Regions from separate parts of the Homo sapiens genome. Here all the other regions are linked to region 3. The links are chromatin contacts, found by Hi-C in ENCODE. All regions are on one chromosome and are shown on one strand. Each heading gives the region's core, a stretch centred on a gene start or an enhancer-like site at or near the end of the contact. The rest is flanking DNA. Distances are from core to core; before and after follow the strand shown.

Evidence for each region. Hi-C counts contacts between places; a loop is a spot of excess contacts on that map. Pooled maps may share reads with other maps.
Region 1: a map of CD8-positive, alpha-beta T cell shows a loop between it and region 3 (11-fold over the local background). The contact joins the promoter of POLR2M here to the promoter of PIERCE2 in region 3. A Hi-C loop is called at or near these places in 2 of 168 maps with a recorded cell type or tissue (CD8-positive, alpha-beta T cell and naive thymus-derived CD4-positive, alpha-beta T cell) and 9 of 50 pooled maps.
Region 2: a map of natural killer cell shows a loop between it and region 3 (17-fold over the local background). The contact joins the promoter of ARPP19 here to the promoter of PIERCE2 in region 3. A Hi-C loop is called at or near these places in 1 of 168 maps with a recorded cell type or tissue (natural killer cell), 2 of 37 single-sample maps with no recorded cell type and 7 of 50 pooled maps.

What each region holds. Positions count from the first base shown.
Region 1 is chr15:57,704,665-57,708,123 of GRCh38, forward strand. POLR2M (RNA polymerase II subunit M) reads left to right here and starts at 2,050. Exons shown (of 4, transcript NM_015532.5): 1 at 2,050-2,291. The coding sequence starts at 2,179. GCOM1 (GCOM1, MYZAP-POLR2M combined locus) reads left to right here. Exons shown (of 17, transcript NR_104371.3): 14 at 1,270-1,708. RefSeq lists an enhancer at 1,945-2,164 and a silencer at 2,485-2,534.
Region 2 is chr15:52,567,159-52,570,513 of GRCh38, forward strand. ARPP19 (cAMP regulated phosphoprotein 19) reads right to left here and starts at 1,872. Exons shown (of 3, transcript NM_006628.6): 1 at 1,690-1,872. The coding sequence starts at 1,734. RefSeq lists enhancers at 723-1,471, 1,472-2,218, 2,272-2,401 and silencers at 1,572-1,671, 1,742-1,801.
Region 3 is chr15:55,407,245-55,410,471 of GRCh38, forward strand. It overlaps PIERCE2 (piercer of microtubule wall 2), which reads left to right and starts at 1,251. Exons shown (of 2, transcript NM_001198784.2): 1 at 1,251-1,542. The coding sequence starts at 1,525. It overlaps CCPG1 (cell cycle progression 1), which reads right to left and starts at 1,115. Exons shown (of 9, transcript NM_001204450.2): 1 at 977-1,115. The region is part of intron 8 of DNAAF4-CCPG1 (DNAAF4-CCPG1 readthrough (NMD candidate)); the gene reads right to left. RefSeq lists enhancers at 335-614, 975-1,244, 1,295-1,494.

The sequences.
Region 1 (3,459 bases), core at 800-3,299, 2.3 Mb after region 3:
GGTCCGCCCTCAACCGTCTGAATGGACTTCCTCCTGTAGTCCAGGGTCCTCCAAATTTAACCTAAAAGACTGGCTTAGGCCATGATGGGAAGCTGAGGTCAGACATGCCTCATTATGCCCTTCTTTCTTTTAGAATCCAGGAAAAGCTACACAGCATTTAATATCAACACATATACCTTGAGTCTGATAAGAAACACAACTTACTTTCTCTGAAGCCTGCTAACTGGAGGCTTCATCTGCATGATAAAATTTCGGTCTCCACAAGTTCTTATGCTAACCTAGACATTCCTTTAAATCAATTACCAATCAGAAAAAAACTTAAATTTACCTATAACTTGGGAGCCCATCTTGCCCCACACCCGCTCTGCTTTGAGTTGTCCCACCTTTGTGGATTAAGCCAATGTTTATCTTAAATGTATTTGATTGATGTCTCATGTCTCCCTAAAATGTATAAAACCAAGCTGTGCACCAACCACCTTAGGCACGTGTTCTCAGGATCTCCTGAGGGCTGTGTCACGGGCCATGGTCACTCATATTTGGCACAGAATACATCTCTTCAACATTTTACGGAGTCTTTTTTTTTTTTTTTTGTCAGTACCACAGACAACCACCTGACTCGAGGACCTTACCTATTTCTCATTCAGCCAATGCTGCAGCACGTTATTAACGTCCTTGAAAGCAAGTCTTATACAGAGAAAACTTATTTTGATATATTAATGAATCTGATCAGAATGGACCAGATTGGGGGGATAGATAAATGGTTGCAATTGTGCTCCCTGGAATAGCTTTGGAGTTTACCTAGATCTTCTGTCTCTTTAGGACAGAGCTGCTTGTGTTTATATAGCATCTTACACAGGATTGAGACAACTTCAATTTCCTATATCAAAAAATCGGGGGAGGGCGGTGGGTTATGGGGGTGTTCAAACCTCCCAAGTGACATCTGCTGTGACTGCATGTCTTCCTACTCTTTCCACTGGGATGCACCTCTGGTAGCTGAACTATAACGAGAAGGTAAAAGCTGTGTCCAATACCTATTAAGCTGCCTTCTTCTCAACAGCTGGGGAGGTGGCGGGGGTGGGGGGGGGCGGAGGGAAGTCTTTTCAACAGTTTTACACATTTGGAAATAGGCCTAAAGTGAAGAAGGGGATTTTCAAATTGGTGTGTTGGAAAAGGGGCTGGGCTTTTGAGTTTGAAATCTGGTGCTGTCACTTACTGGTTTTGTGCCCTGGGAATATTTATTTCAGTTTTCATGCCTCTGTTTTTCTATAGGCAAAGTAGAAAATTCGAAAAGGTCCTCAACGAGTTTGTACAGCTGCTCCCACTCCCTCATCACCTCTTGTGGGCCTTTGGAAATGTATGTTGGAGGAGACATTTTGGATTGTTGCAATGACTTGGGAGTGCCATAGCACCTAGCAGGCAGAAGCCAGAAACACCAAATGTCTTAACAATGCTTGAGGCGGTGCTACAAATGAAGTCCTTCTCCAAATGCATTGAGCCCCAAGAAAAATCGCTGATTCTGAGGAACCTTCCAACTTTAACAATTTCAGGACGTCCCTAAGCTGAGCTAGGAGGCACCACGCACAGGCCGGAGGCACCACGCACAGGCCAGAGTCTCCCAAATCCTGTCCCGCACTCTCTCCCACCTTATTAATGGCCAGCTCATCTTTCAAGTTTCGACTTGAACCACTTCTCAGAGATATCTTCCCAGGTGCCCATCCCAACGTTACTATTATATCATAATTTGATTCTCCCTCCCCCCATCCCCCCGCCAACTCTGTAAACCCCAAGTATAACACAGGACGTTGCTATTTGTTGACTGACACATAGTGCTTGGTGAGGTCACGCTGGCGCTGAATACTTTTTGTATAAACCGACGAACAGCTGATGACCGCATGAATGCTCACACAAGGGGAAAGGGCGCCAAGCCAAGGAGCCGGCGTCATCCGACGTAACTTCCGCCCTTTAACGCTCCTGCGGACGCCCCCTTCTCCCAGTCCGTGTTTGTTTCCGGAATTTCAATAAAGCTCGATTCGGCTCGAAGAAGACCCCGTTCTTCCGGGAAAATGGCGACTCCCGCTCGTGCCCCGGAGTCACCGCCGTCCGCGGATCCGGCGCTAGTAGCGGGGCCTGCCGAGGAAGCCGAGTGCCCGCCGCCGCGCCAGCCTCAGCCCGCGCAGAATGTGCTCGCTGCCCCGCGGCTTCGAGCCCCAAGCTCCCGAGGACTTGGCGCAGCGGAGTTTGGTGGAGCTGCGGGAAATGTTGAAGCGCCAGGAGAGACTTTTGCGCAACGAGTAAGCTGGGGTCCCGCGGAGTCTCCGCCAGGCTCCTTCAGCTCGAGCTCCCTGGGCGCTCCCCTCCCCTCCCGCACTCTGTTCCCTTCCCTGGAAGGTGACTTTGACTCAGTCACATTCGCTTCAGTCCTACGGGCGAGTGGACGGAGGGCTTGCTGCGGCAGAGCCGTGCCTCTTCCTGGCCAGGCACGTATGCCTGCGAGGATAGCTCGGATTGAACGGCTACCTGGCGTTGCAGGGAGTTAGTAGCCCCTGGTCGGTTTTATTTACCCGGGGACTGTGGTGGTTCCATGAGTCTGCTTTCTAAACCCTTTTGTCGCCCGCACCCCTAACCCATAACAGATTGTCAGCTTCATCTCTGGATTCTAAGCTTACAGGAACCGTAGGAAATGGGAAGAGTGGGATATGAAGAGGGGTTTATTAGGCCGGGAAAGTTCGACCCTCATTCAGCTGGCTGGTTGAACGGATTTTAGCAAGGGAGCCACGTAATAAAAGTGATTTTGTTTTTTAGGCAGCTTTGTTCAGCAGCTTGTTGCAAAAGATGGTTTGAAGGAATAAAAAGCAGAAGACAGTAGAAGGATATTTTCAGAGAGACTTCCCACGAGACACTTGTAAGAAAGTGAGCTAGGAAGGGATTGGGAGAACTTTTAAGCATGGACTAATTTAAATGCAGTTGACAGAGATGGCTGAAGTTTCCAATCTATATGGAAGACCACTAGCAAAAATAGGAAAATTCAGGGAGAGGAATAGATCCAAGGTTGATTTTACTTAGGGTGTGCAGAGTTGAGAGGAGAGCAGGACAGACATTTGGTTAATCGAAAACCAAACACTTAAAAGCTGGAGAAGTAGTCATGAGGCTCAAGAAAGAGAGAACCCTGGAAAAATACAGAAAACAGGAATTTCAGCTGTAGAGTGTTGTTAATAGTTGAAATTGTGGGGATGAATGTAGTGTCAAAAAGAACAGAGGACTTAAGGTGTAATTTTTTCTTTCCATTTATTGTATAGTTAAAGAAAAGGGAATCAGAAAAGGAACTCTGTCATCCAGCAAAAGGGACAAATAAATAATTGGTTGGGATCAAGACATGTGTTTTGACCTTGTGAGAATAGGTTTTGAATGTATAGCAGTGAATTAACTTTTTGGTCTCAGGACTCCGTTATACTTTAAGAA
Region 2 (3,355 bases), core at 622-3,121, 2.8 Mb before region 3:
GCATTTACAGCCAATCCTCAATTTAAGAAGGAACATTATATTCCTAACACACTTTGGTTGATTTTAATGACAGCAGCTAAAACCAAAGCACCTTAAATGTTTAATGTAGACAATCAATAAGAGAAAACGTTCAAGCTATCCTTAATATTGTTAAAAGATACATTAGGCTTTTCCAAGTAAAAGTATTTACACTCTAGAAGTCAATACTGCATACTTTGGCAACATACTAACAGAACTTATCAAAGAAAATTACATAGCACACTACTGTGCACCAGAAGTTAATGCTAAGTTTGATGTAAGTGTTTAAGGCAAACCACCACAGACAGGGACTTGTTATTTTTGGGGGCTCCTAAATTTCAAGCAATAATGAACACAATACGCATTTTACAATAAGCAGGTGATACTTAATAATACTGTTAAGATTGCAAACTTTAATATTTGTATTTTTGCCCCCAAAATCCATTTTTTTGGTAATGCGTAAATATATCTATTTTCACGGGATATTCTCAAATAATGTGGTAACTTGGACTTTTACCTATGCTATATGTTTTCTTGTTTTTCAATTACTTTAACATCCTAACAGAAGCACCCAACTTAAGAAAAGTTAACACGGTTTTAAGAACATATGGAATGGGCTTAGAACACTAATCCAATTCCCAACTTAATTAGGACATAAGTGCAACATTAAGCAGAAACCCGCACGAAGGTCAAGCAGTAGACCAAAATCGTATTTAACGGCAACACAACCTGATTTGTAAGAAAAATTGTTGATAAACAATTTAGGAGACAAGATACCTCGGCCCTTTCTCACTTCTCGGCCAGTCACACCTGCCTAGGAGGGCAGGGCGGTGGAAATAATTACAGTGGGAGAGACAAACACCAGCCTAGATAAATACAAAGGCTTGATATTCATAATTTGAACCACAGTGACACTCCCGGCCTATTCCCCTACATCAGGAAGACACAAGGGCGTTTACAAAATATTCCTGTTTCCAATAAAACCCTGATTAATTTCGTGAGTAAAATTTTAAAATTCCACCCTTTCGATTTTTAGTCAAGTACCATATTTGAGTCCCATCGACTGAAACCTTTTTGAGCACAGACTGCGCTGCACACTACACCTGACTCACCTCCTCTAGGCCTCACCCCGCCGTGGGAGGCAAGCACCAGTATTCGGCCTTTACAGGTGAAGACACTGAAGGCCGGACTTTACTCACTGACCATGGTTACAAGGGTTGGCCCTGAAATGCCAATCCTGGCCCACATCGCGGCCCGCACACGAGGCACTGCTTTTGGAGTGAACCGCACGCTCACAATACAAGTAGTTGGAGAGTTCTTCAAAGGAAAAAATAAAACTTCCTAACCAAATTGAGGCTTACAGAAAAACTTAGGCTCTACGCCCAAAGCCTGCGTCCTGGGCTCTCGCGTAAATATAAGTGACTGAGGAACACCGCGACCCACGGAGGTGTTACAAAAGGCACGATTCGGAGTAAACGCGGGGCACGTTGGAACTCCCAATTCGTCGGCGCACCAGCCAGCGACGGCGGGAAGCCAAAGGTGGGGCGCAGGAGCCTCGGCCTCATGCGCCTCGGCCCCGCATCTCGGGCGCGGCCCTCCGCCTGGCGGGAGCAGGCCGCCCGCCAGACCCGGCCTTGGGCAGGGCCCAGGGCTCACGCCCCGCGCGCTCACCTTCTGCTCCTCCGCGGAGGCTGCCTCGGGGACTTCCGCAGACATAGTGCTCCCTCTGCAGACGAGACGCCGGGAAAAGATGCAATTAGCGGGTGGCCGAGGCCACCCGGCCGCCGCCCGTCCCAGCTCTCCCAGGGCCCGCCGGGCCGCCTCCGCCCGCGAAAATGGCCGCCGCCTTATGACGACACGGAGCCGCGAAACGCTCCGCTGGCCAAGGCCCTCGCACGCCGGAGCCCGCCTGCCCCTCCCGCACCGCACCCCTACCTACTTGACCCCGCTTCTCCCGCTCGCTGTCGTCCAAACACTTCCTTTTTTCCTTCAAAGGTCGCCGCTCCTGCCTCACCTCACATCCGTTTGTGGCTGCCGAGTGCTTCCTGGGAATTGTAGTTTCTAAGTGGAACCGCCCCTCCCCGCCCTTTCCTGTCCACTCTGGTCCCCTCGTTCTAGGAGCTTTATTTTACTCTTTCCACTTACCCATCCTCGCCTAGTTCTGTTCTCCTCGCTCTCCGCTCTGTAGCCACACAGGCTGTCTTTTGGGCACGCCAAAAGTCTTGCTCCACTCTGCCACGCCTTCACATCTCCAGTCCTACGTCTCTGCCTCAGAACCTTTCCTTCCTAAACCTCTACACTAGGCCAGAGCCACCTCTTAAAGGCTGTCACAGCCCTGTACAGTTCCTCAACAACATGAACTGTATCATTACACAATTGTCGTGACTTTAGGTCACCTTTCCTTCTCAGATAAGCCGCACCAGGGCAGGGATCTCGTCTGTAATTACTTATATTTTACTCTGAGGGTCCAGCACTTCCTAGATATCTAACGAAGGAATTCAGATTCATTTGTCCACTCCCAGGGGGTCCACTCCCACAAGCTTACCGAAACTGCTAGCATTGAGCTCCCCCAATGACCTTTTTATTTGCCAAGTCCTGCGGCTTCTTACTGAATCCTCATTCTACTTGATATCTGAATAGTTACTCGCAATGTTTGTTGGTTCCAACAAAGTGTCCCTCAGAAACTTGGAAATAAGATTGCCCTCTAAAAGTTAAACTAGTAAAAAGCCACAGAAAATGAATGCATTTCTGGGGGCAGGGGAACAATTGAAAGACCCTAAATGCCTGGATAAGGAATTTGGAAACCATCGAAACTCAACCAGGATGTAGAATCTCAGACAGGAAGAATTGCACTGGAATTGCAACTAGAAAAACAAAAAGAGTTAATATTGCACTCCTTTTGGAGAAACGAAGGAAGGCATTTGTCAGCCAAGGAAGTATTGAAAATAAAAGGGTTCAACAGGCCAACTGTTTGACAAAGATATCCCTTAAGAATGTCTCACGCTGGGCTAGCTGAGAAACTGTAAGATCCACGACATATTTGTTCTCCTTCTATACTCACAAAGTAACATACTGAAAATTTGCCTTTCCCTTAAGCAGAACTGCAGAGAGAAAGAAGAGTGCAGTAGTTAGGCCACTGAAGCATTTAACAGTTGTATTTTTATTAATAAATTGACTGACGTTCTAGTATATGTCCTATATCAATGTATTTGTGAACTTGAGTTAAAATCTGATAGACATACACTTAATGATGAAACTCAGCCTCAAGAAAATTGGCTGTGGCTGGGCACAGTGGCTCACTCGTAATCCCAGCACTTTGGGAGGCCAAGGCGGGCAA
Region 3 (3,227 bases), core at 1-2,500:
TGAATTAAAATAATACCCTCACCATCTCCATCTTCTGCTATATGACCTGAACTCAGAAAATAAAAGTAAACCATTCACACTGGATGTGTGTGATAAATATCCCCTGAGACGTGTGGGACCCAATATGATTCTAATCTTAAAAGATACGATGCAGTAATAGCGATATTTCAAGCACTATCCTGTAGATTGGAGGAGACAAATCTAAAATTCATAGTACTATATAGTTAGCTATTCTAACTACAAGAATGCCCAACTGTGTTTTTCAATAAAAGTAGAGCAGAACAGTGCAAACTTCACCACTCAATAAAATACCTTACTTGGCGCTCCCAATAGTGCTAAACATAAACAACGCGTACAAGGCACTGCATGGGACAGCTGCTAATGAGGACAAATCGATTAGGGAGACCAAAGCTAAAGGAGGCCACTGGAACTGGAGAAGGATATGGAGAGGTATTTGATCATCATCAGGCTGGCGTGCTAGCGGAAGTCTCCGGGCATTATTTAATATTTAATCTTTCTATTCCTGACATCACGGGGGCTCAAATGTCATCAAAAGACAGGCTGGCATTAAACCCGGCAGGGTGACGCACATAACATCTTACCATATGGATTTTCATCAGTCCAGACCGACAAGCACCTCAAAGCCTGCCCAGTGAAGGAAGAAGGGTGGCCCAGGCCGTCAGCTCTCCCACCCTTGGCGCGCAGTTCGGTATAGCACTCGGGGTTTGGAGGCTGCAAGACCACCGGACCGGACGCCCCAGGGTCGGCTCGGGCCTCCGGAGCTGTGCACTCGCGCACGGCCCGAGGAGGTCGCCCGTGCGGCCGCTGACACCAGGCGTCAAGTCCCCGCCCGAGCAGCCCCAGCCTAGGAGGCGGACCCCGCCACTGCTCCTCTACTGAGCCGAGCGTGTCGGCCAGGGACTCAGACAGTCGGCACAAACCCCCTCCCGGGGTCTAAGCCCGCCTAGTACAGTACCTGAAGGGGCAGCGCCACCTCCGCCCGATTGTGCTGGCTGCCCCAGTGGCGGCGGTCACAGCTCGGGCGCCAATGACGCCTCTTATAAAAACAACCTGCTCGCAGGCGTCTGCAGCCGGCAGGCGGTGACCGGCTGGGCGCCGCAGTGCATGCCGTGACGCGTAGTCCCGCCTGCGCCTCCTGCCCGGCAGCGGTGAAGAGAAGAACTACCACTCCCGAAGTGGAGCGCAGGCCGCCGCCGGGCGGCTGCGGGAAGCTGGGCCAGGCGGCCGCAGATCCCCACAACATCCGGGAGCCGGCGACCACTTCCAGTTGCTATGGTTACGAGTTGCAACCTCCAGAAAGAATTCGTGGTTTCACCCGGGAAAACAGCTCCCCGGATTAAACGGATAGGTTTACACATACTGATCCACCCAGCTATTCATCTTCTGTTTGCTGCTTTAATTGGGTGCGGTTAAAAGGCCACGTCCCTAGGCGTTCACCGGCTTTCTTGCCATCTGCTGCATGAAAACTGACTTTGCCGAAAAAATTAACAAAGAAGAGCGAAAATGACAGACCGCAACCGGGTGAGTTTAGGCAGAGGGCTAGATGTTTGGGAATGTTGGTATTCGCTAGTATAATTTGAGGCACCACCTACTCCTACCACCCCCAACCCCACAACCCCGAAAAGCACTTTACAAGGCAACTACTGAGCTTTTACATTTACACTTGTAAATGCACGTTTCCTTAAGTCCGAATAGCCTCTGAAGGTGTAAAGACCATCGAGATTGTATGCATTCATACCCTACTGTTGCAAACTGTTCAGTGATGGTTTTGAACAAGAAAAACGTACTTTGTTAATTGTATACTTATTTAAATTGCACTGTGTCAAAGAAGGGAGTTGTTTTGAAAAAGGATTTGGTGGCCGGGCGCCGGGGCTCAACGCCTGTAATCCCAGCAATTTGGGAGGCCGAAGCGGGTGGATCACCTGAGGTCAGGAGTTCGAGACCAGCCTGACCTACATGGTGAAACTCCGTCTCTACTAAATACAAAAAATTAGCCAGGAGAGGTGGCGCGGGCCTGTAATCCCAGCTACTTGGGAGGCTGAGACAGCAGAATTGCTTGAACCTGGGAGGCAGAGGTTGCAGTGAGCCGAGATTGCGCCACTGAACTGCAGCCTGGGCAACAAGAGCAAAACTCCGTCTCAAAAAAAAAAAATCTTACATTTATATTCACTCTTTACAGAAGCAATAAAAAGTTTAGGTTTCATTCTCTGTCCCCTAATTGTGGTAAAAGTAAATAAATAAATGGAAAAATTAATAATAAACGTAAACATTAGCAAGGAAGACGGTGGACCTGAGCAGAGACAAAAGAGTGCCTCAAAATTAGACCTTTTTTATTTTTTATTTTTGCTTTTCTATTAACTATATTCAACATCAACAGTGACATCAAAAAATCTTAATTTTATAATTACAGCTTCTGCGATGGGCATTATTAATCAATGGCTTGTTTTCATTTATCTTTTTAAATGTATATGTATCTATACCAAAGGACTTCGAAAGGTCAAAGTGGTCTGGCTTTCTCTAACTGAAAATTAAATTACTAAGAAAGCTAATACCAGCTACTGGTAGATTTTTATACCTTTCAAGCCACTTTCACAGGCCAATTTTAAGATGTAATTTCTTCTGAAAAATCATTTACAATTTTAATTAACCTTTTTATCATTTAATAAAAGTTGATGACATGTGGCAGATAATTTGAACTCATCCTTTTATTATTCTTTGTATTGGCTATTTGTTTCGTTCTTAACTATAGTCAGTTTGAACTCCACATTTTAAGAATATCAGGTTTGAAGAAGGTGAAACCCATATTAGAAAACTGCAGTGGTTGTCTATGATGTAAAGTATAAAGCAATGGACCTTTTGTTTCTGAATCTATAAACATTTGTGAATTATCCTGGAAATCTAAAAAATTTTTAATTTAAGATTTAGCTTTTCCAGATTTTATGGTACTAATTATGCCAACAAAGTTTATCAGCTAATTTGTCTTCTGTTTTTACTAGATTTCGTTTTCTGCATTATGTTTTGAGCCAAAGCTGAACGAAATTCTAGAACCAGTAGTAAAGAGGGTCATTTGATAACAAGAAGAGTTCTCAGCTGGGCGCGGTGGCTCATGCCTATAATTCCAGCATTTAAGGCCCAGTACTCTGGGAGGCCGAGGCAGGCGAATCGCCTGAGTTCAAGAGTTCGAGACCAGCCTGACCAACATGGAG